Regions from separate parts of the Homo sapiens genome. Here regions 2 and 3 are each linked to region 1. The links are chromatin loops, found by intact Hi-C in ENCODE. Cell type or tissue: ascending aorta. All regions are shown on one strand.

What was found. Hi-C counts contacts between places; a loop is a spot of excess contacts. Peaks named below come from ENCODE experiments on the same cell type or tissue, not always from the same donor. Only the 100,000 strongest peaks of a DNase experiment are listed, where the experiment ranks them.
Region 2: a loop joins it to region 1, with 2.9 times the contacts of the local background. A loop is called at or near these places in 3 of 110 quality-filtered maps.
Region 3: a loop joins it to region 1, with 2.0 times the contacts of the local background. A loop is called at or near these places in 10 of 110 quality-filtered maps.

Annotation. Positions count from the first base shown.
Region 1 is chr4:26,092,577-26,095,076 of GRCh38, forward strand. The region is part of intron 2 of LINC02357 (long intergenic non-protein coding RNA 2357); the gene reads left to right. Among named protein-coding and RNA genes, the nearest start is that of LINC02357, 23 kb to the left of the region's middle. In ascending aorta, no CTCF peak of the experiment used is centred here; a DNase peak (open chromatin) is centred at 1,285; H3K27ac peaks cover 1,663 bases.
Region 2 is chr4:26,031,768-26,034,267 of GRCh38, forward strand. No RefSeq gene overlaps it. Among named protein-coding and RNA genes, the nearest start is that of LINC02357, 38 kb to the right of the region's middle. In ascending aorta, no CTCF peak of the experiment used is centred here; DNase peaks (open chromatin) are centred at 564, 1,044 and 1,314; H3K27ac peaks cover 1,797 bases.
Region 3 is chr4:26,203,655-26,206,154 of GRCh38, forward strand. The region is part of intron 2 of LOC124900690 (a long non-coding RNA gene); the gene reads right to left. It also overlaps a transcript of RBPJ not described here. Among named protein-coding and RNA genes, the nearest start is that of RBPJ, 120 kb to the right of the region's middle. RefSeq lists enhancers at 872-961, 945-1,446. In ascending aorta, no CTCF peak of the experiment used is centred here; a DNase peak (open chromatin) is centred at 1,397; H3K27ac peaks cover 1,174 bases.

The DNA of each region.
Region 1 (2,500 bases):
GTGTCAGATGGAACTTTAAAATCTGTCTTATGAGAACCAGCAGCTTCCACAGACTCCTTCCTTTTGGAACACAGCCCTCATCTGTAAGGAATCTCAAGCAGCCATGAGGAGAGTAGTATATAGAAGAATAATGGCTGCCTGTGGTGGCTTATACCTATAATCCCCAGCACTTTGGAAGGCTGGGGTGGGCAGATAACTTCAGCCCAGGAGTTTAAGACCAACCTAGGCAACATGAGGAAAACTGTCTCTACAAAAAATACAAAAATTAGCCAGGCATGGTGGCGTGTACCTGTAGTCTCACCAGCTACTTAGGAGGCTGAGGTGGGAGGATTGCTTGAGCAGAGAGGTCGAGGCTGCAGCGAGCCAAGATCACACCACTGCACTCCAGCCTAGGTGACAAAGTGAGACCCTGTCAAAAAACAAAGAAAAAAGAAAAAGAATAGTAAGGTCCTCAGTTGTCTCAGTAAAGTGGCCAGCACCAATTTTCAGCTATATGAGTGAGGCTATTTTTGAGCAATCAACCCTGTTAGCACCTTAGCCAATACTGCACAAAGAATATTCACCCAGGTAACCCAAAAGATTGTGAAGATACTAATTTGTTACTGTTTGAAACCACTAAATTTCAGGTGGTCTGTTGTAGCAACATATAACCAAAACAGATGAAGATTAAAACATTGAGGTTGACTGAAATATCTCCAAGAAAGCAGTAAAATAATAAAACAAGAACAAGTCTGGGGTGAACAAGAATTTTAGGTGGTTAGGAGGTGACTGCAAAAGGAGACAGAGAAGAAATGTTCAAGGAAATAGGAAGAGAGCAAGAAGCAACCTCATAGGTAGCCAGGGAGGACCTCTGCAAGGTGGAGGAAAGACCAACAGTAGCACATGCAGCAGAGAGTTCTAGAAAAAAAAAAAGGAAAGGTATGGAAATCTGCCATCATCTCTGGTAATTAAAACCGTCGATGACCTTTGCCAAAGCAGCTTTATCAAAGTGGTGAAAAAAAGAAGCCAATTTACAGGGGGTTAAAGAGATGTCTAGCCAGGAAATTTTACTTAGTCATAGACGGTGAAAACAAGAGGAAACAACAGGTACAGACATCTCTTGTAACCAAGTGTCTAAAAAAGGAAATAGAAGTAATAGGACATTTGGTAACTGGGAGCATGAGATCAAGAGGAATGTTCCATTACCACATTTGTGCTTTTTAGTTAAGCTCTAGATGGGCTTGGCTTTTTACAAATGACCGTCTTTGGGCTGATGTGTGGCACCAGCTATTATTCAGTCCACATGATTCTGCTGGAACGCTGGGTGAAATCAAGTTTTTGTGATGAGTGGCATCTTGTGGTGCAAGGGGCACTGTATTGGGTTTTCTGAGGCTTAGTTTGCCACCAGCTAGCTACAGCAAGTCAGTTTACTTCCAGATCTCGCTCTTCCTCCATTTGGTAAATGGACAGCATTGGAAGACCTTGAAGGGCTTTCCAAAGTTAACATTCTATAAAAATGATTTCATCCTCAAAAATTTCTACATTTGATTATTATGCTTTGTTATTGTTTCCCAGAAATCCAGAGTATAAATATGGTCTAAATCACCCAATTTATCAAGTGAAATACTTGCGGCTTAATGCCTTTGCCTAAATAAATGCAATACTCTAGTTTCTAGCCCATATACTTGACAAAATGCCAGGTCCCTCCTGAGCTGCTCAGGCTTATCCAGAGCAGGTCATTCTGGGTCCCACGGTTGATGAGCTAAGACCTTCCCTTTGATCATCACATCTAGAGCTAAGAGGTCTGTGGGCATGCCCAGGGACAAACCAGGCCACCAAGCAAAAGGCCAAGGGTGGTAGGATGGGAGTGGTGGTTACCTAGGACAGCTTATTTCCTAAACAGATAGATGTTCCTCAGTTTATGTGGGTGGGGGAGACATGTCTGTGACTTAATGTGTTTCATAGACAGGAACACATGCCAAGACCTTCAATATCCCTCCTTCCCAAGGGTCAACATTTTCAAGCATTTTTTTTTCACACTTAATGGTTACTAGAGGATATTATTTCTGTGCCAGTTTCTTTTAAAAAATTTTTAAATAAATTTATGGGGTACAAGTGTCATTTTGTTACAAGGATCTATTGCATAATGGTGAAGTCAGAGGTTGTAATGTATCCATCACCCAAATAACATACATTGTATCCATTGAGTGATTTCTCATCATTCACCCCCAGCACCCCCAGCCTTTCAAGTCTCCATCGTCTGTCAGTCCACACTGTATGTCCATGTGTACACATTATTAACCCCCACTTATAAGTGAAGACATGCAATATTTGTCTTTCTGTTTCTGAGTTGCTTCACTTAAGATAATGGCCTCCAATTCCACCCATCTTGCTGCAAAAGACATGCTTTCAGTCTTTTATTTGGCTGAATAGTATTCCACTGTGTATGTAACACATTTTCTCTATCCAGTCCTCCATTTATGAATACTTAGGTTGATTCCATATCTTTGCTATTGTGAAT
Region 2 (2,500 bases), 61 kb before region 1:
TAAATCCAGGCTCAGGCACCCACCTGCTAGGTGACCTTGCACACTCTTACCTGCTCTGAGTTAAATGGAAAATAGGATTGTTCACCCACTCAGTAAGCATTTACTCAGTCCTGCTAAGTACACACATCGCGTTGGTTATCAGAGGATATTGAGTAAATAAGACGTGTCCCCTCTCTGTAGCAGGCCAGAGTTCCTCAGAAGGAGATAAACCTATATCACAAGTAAGTGTCATAACATGCAGAAGTACTAGATGGGAGAATGTTCCTGATACAGTGGGGCCCAAAGGAGGGAGAGACTAAATGGATAAACAGATTATAGGGACTGATCTCACTGGGAAGGTGACAGGGAAGGTTTCCCTGGAGAAGGGAGACCAGGAGGGAATACTCCTGGAACTTGTAGGTGGACGGGGAGACGCAAACCATGCCAGGTCTATTCCTGTCATCGTGAGTCTTCTTTGACCCACCTTGGTGAGGCCTAGGAATCTTGGATCCTGAATGCATTTCCAGAGAGGTGGTCACAGCTGACATCAGTCCTGTGGCTTGGCCTCTGAATCTGTTGATTCCATTCTCAAACCTCAGTTCCTTTCCTCGTTGCAGATGAGTCGCCTCCAGTGCCCGAAGCAGCCTCCTCACCCTCTGTGTATCAAGACTGACCTGTGCCCCAGCTAATCTCTTGGGGAAGAGCAGTGCCTGATATAAGGCAATTATTACCATAAGAAGTGACCCCTCCCCTAACTGCCCCCTTTACTGGGTCCAGGGGAGAAGTCTTCTGCACAGAACCCACAAGAGTTTCTACCAAGGGACCATCTGAAAAACAACTCTAGCCAAAGGAAGCTGTTCAAACACCATCCATTTTGACACTTGGCTGGATTAGCAAGCACCTCTTCCCTCAGAGAGTGGGAAAATTTCCAGAATTAGTCTGCCGGCAGAAAGGGAGGTTGAGCAAACAGGCATATTGTTTTTTCATAGCTGTCTCTCTTGCTAATGTTTGGTCAGCCAGCCGTGCATTTTTGCAGTGTTACATAGGCTTACGCTCAGCCTTCATCAGAGAACAATTAGGACGAGTGTGGGGGAGGCCACAGGGTCAGGGATGACAGATGGGCCTCCACTTAAGCAGGTTAGAAGTTCAGTTGCTCAGGAGGAAGAAGACCCATCTTTGTCTGGGGAGCACAGGGTTGGGTAGAAAGGGGAAGAATGGAAATAAGGCAGAAGGCCTCTCTTTTCTGAAATATCCCTTAGGGATAAGTCCCTATATCTTAAGCAGTTGTTTTAGTTTTCCCTGAAGAAGCATCAGCGGCCCTGGCTGAATCAAGAAGCCAGAGGCCTGGTGCCATTCTAAAATAGCAGCATTGCTATGCTTTCCAACTGAGGGATTACTCCTTGGTGAGCCAGAGAGCTTTGGAACATCGTTTGGAAGCAAAACCACATTTTTTTCAAAAAGAATTTTTTTTAAAGGAAATTTTACATGCAGTGAAGTCAAGGCTTAACTCTTGAGAGGAAGCAGTACAGGGACAGTCATTGGGTCTTTGCTGATGGAACGCTTGCTCTGAGTGGAGGGTGAGTTTTTCTTTGGTGAAAGGTCAGTTGAGGTGCCTATGAGAGGGGAGGGGCAGAGGGTACTGTTTTTTAGAAGGGTTGGTTAGGAGGAGGAAAGTACTGGTAGTTGGTAGAAAAGTACAGAAAGTAGAAAGAGAATTCTGTGAGTTAGCCTTTGCAGCATAACAAACTGCCTCGAAACTATGTGGCTGAAAACAACCATTTTATTTGCTCAGGGTTCTGTGGGTCAGGGATTGGGTTTGGGCTCAGTTAGGTGGTTCTTCTGCTCATCTCACCTGGGGGTCATTCTTCTGGCTGCAGTCATTTGACAGCTCAAAATGGGGTTGGATAGTCTAAGTTAGCCTTACTTCTCTAGCAACAGATGCTGGCTGTTAGCTGGGCCATGTGTCTCCAGAGACCAGCCTTGGCTTCTTCACATGGTGTCTGGGTTCTAAAAGCAGCAAGAGAGAGGAAAAGGCTGACCTCACAATGGTTTTTCAAGTCTTGTCTCTTGTCCTGCACCCTCAGGTAAAGGCCACACTTTGTCCCATTCCCCTGATGCACAGCACATGGGATATTTACTGTCCTATTAGCAAAAGCAAGTCGTACAAGCTCCAAGTCAATGTGGGTGGGGACTGGACAAGAGTATGGATACAGGAGGAAGCCCTGGCTCCATTGGAAGCCATCACTGTAACTGCCAACCCACAAGGGAAGTACATCTTAAATGGACTTGGACACCCTAAGCTCAGTGGGATGCAAACCATGTGAATCAGAGTTATGAGCTAAAGTTGAGGAAAAAAGACCAGAGAATCATCTTGTTGAGTTTTGGAACAAGCCAGCTCTGTCCTGGGGATGCTGGGGTAGGGAGACACTGGGATTAGTAAGACTTGAATAACTCTAGTGAGAATCATTTTTAGCATCTCATAAAATTTATAAGTGTCCTCTTCTTCCACATTTACATTTAT
Region 3 (2,500 bases), 110 kb after region 1:
GCTACCTGTGGGGTCCACCACATAAAGGCATTAGCTGCCAGCAGACCCACCATACCCCCAACATGCTTTCATCTCAACAAAGTGAGGAGGTGATCAGCAGCAATGGGGCCACGGAGGTTGGCCTTTAAGTAATTGCTTCATTGCCTCACTCTACCTGAGTACATCCATCAGATCAACCGGACCAGAATTTATTGTGCCTGACAGTTAGGAACCTGAGGTTCTGGTCCTGATGCTACCTCTGTCCTGCTGCATGGTCTCAGCTATGTTGTTTAAACTCACTGGGCCTTAAAATGAAGCCAGATGATCAAGTGACCAGGGTCTCACTCTCCCACGGGGCTGGAGTGTAGTGGTGTGATCACAGCTCACTGCAGCTTCAACCTCCCAGGCTCAAGCTATCCTCCCGCCTCAGCCTCCCGAGTAGCTGGGACCACAGGTGCGTGCCACCATGCCTGACTAATTTTTGTATTTTTTGTAGGGATGGGGGGGTCTCACCATGTTGCCTAAGCTGGTCTTAAACTCCTGGGCTCAAGTGATCCTTCCGCCTTGGCCTCCCAAAACACTGGGATTACAGGTGTGAGCCACCATGCCTGGCTGAAGTCAGTGATTTTTTTTCTTTAATGTGAAAGAAATAGAGTACATAGTTTTTGCACTCAAAAAATGCTGAATCTAGCAGAGGAAGTTGTCCCCACACCAATGAAAGAGGTGTCGCCTTTGAAGACAGGACATACTGAGTCTGCTCAGTAAAGGCTGTCAGAGTTCAGGAAATGATTTGCAGAGGAAGGCGCCTTACTGGTCCTTGGGGACGGGTCTATGCAGCCCAAGCATCTGTGCAGTTACACAATGTGCTTATGAGCGTGGGTGGCCCTTCTAGCCATCCGCTGGGGATGGGACTACTCGTGGGTAGCCTGGTAGATGTGGCCATGCAGAGGGGTAGCACATTGAGATGAGATGACCTGGGTGAAGCTCACTGTTGTGTCCAAGTTGGAAGTGACACAGCTCAGCAGTGGGACACACGAGGGGAATCCCAACACCACCAGCTATGAGATGTCTGGCCTCAGTTTTCTTAGCATGAACATAGCACTGCTCTCGTAAAATGGTTATGAGGGTTCAGTAAAATACAGCATACAAAGTGCTTAGCATAAAGCATGGTAGACAGTAAGTGCTCAATAAAGGTTAACAGTAGCCTTGTTTTATTACTGTTAGTGTGTGCCCTGGAGCATTCTTTCTGAGTTGGGCTAAATATAGTCTCACCCCCTGCACTCATTTCACTGGAGACACCGGTCAGAAAACTGTGAGAATCTGGCAAGTGTGGAGTTGGCCACCTTTCCAAAGGGATGTGCCAAGGTCCTGGCCTCGGCGCCAGGGGCCACGTGGCTGGAAGGAGCTGCCTCTGGGAGCAGAGTTACGACTGCAGGATGGGGGAGGGGCTCAGTTAAGGGCCCAGGGCTCCCGCTGGCCACCAGGAGCACAGGAAGAGGGCCAGCCAACAGGTTCTCAGAACAGGCATGCAGTGACAGCTCTTGGCTGTCTTTCTCAAGCAGTGGCAGGTGTGCACTTATCTTTAGCAAGGAGAAGAGATGTGGGAGCAGCTCCGGCCCTGTGCCATCTTTCACTGCCAGCTGCCAGTGTGGAGTATAGGACATTGCCTCACCCTCTGCACAGTGTAGAAGAACCCAACACAGACCATGGAGGGCCCATGAGGCTGGATTAGCAGCTGCAATTCTGGAGTCAGGCTCCTGGGTTGACTATGTGGGATTCCTTTTTAGCTTTTCTTATTGCCCTCTCCTTGCCCCACCGCACAGTCCTACATTGCTGCAGTTGTCAAACTTTCAAATGGGAGCTGGGCGGCATGGCATGAGCCTGTAATCCTAGCTACTTGGCAGGTGGGGATTCCAGACCAGCCTGGGCAACATAGAGAGACACCATCTAAAAAAAATTTTTTTTGTTTTGTTTTTGGAGATAGAGTCTTACTCTATTGCCCAGGCTGGAGTGCAGCGGTACAGTCTCAGCTCACTGTAACCTCCACCTCCCAGGTTAAAGCAATTCTCCTGCCTCAGCCTCCTGAGTAGCTGGGATTATAGGCATGCACTACCACTCCTGGCTAATTTTTGTATTTTTAGTAGAGACAGGGTTTCACCATGTTGGCCAGGCTGGTTTCAAACTCCTGACCTCAAGTGATCTGCTCACTTCATCCTCCCAAAATGCTGGGATTACAGACATGAGCCGCCACACCCAGCCTAAAAAAATTTTTTAAGAAAAAAAAAACTTCTAAATGAAACTCAAGTTACAAAGAATAAGTAATCCATTCAGTCTGTTGAGTTGAGTAAATATGATATATGCGTATTTTTTTTATAAATTACACATAGATGAACATGTGGCATATAGTCTTATACCTAAAATAAGTGGATAATATGGTAGTCTACGTGAAAACACTAAAAGCTTTACTACCTCTCTTCTAGAAAATCCCAACTGCCACTACTGCCTCCCACTTCTCCCCAAA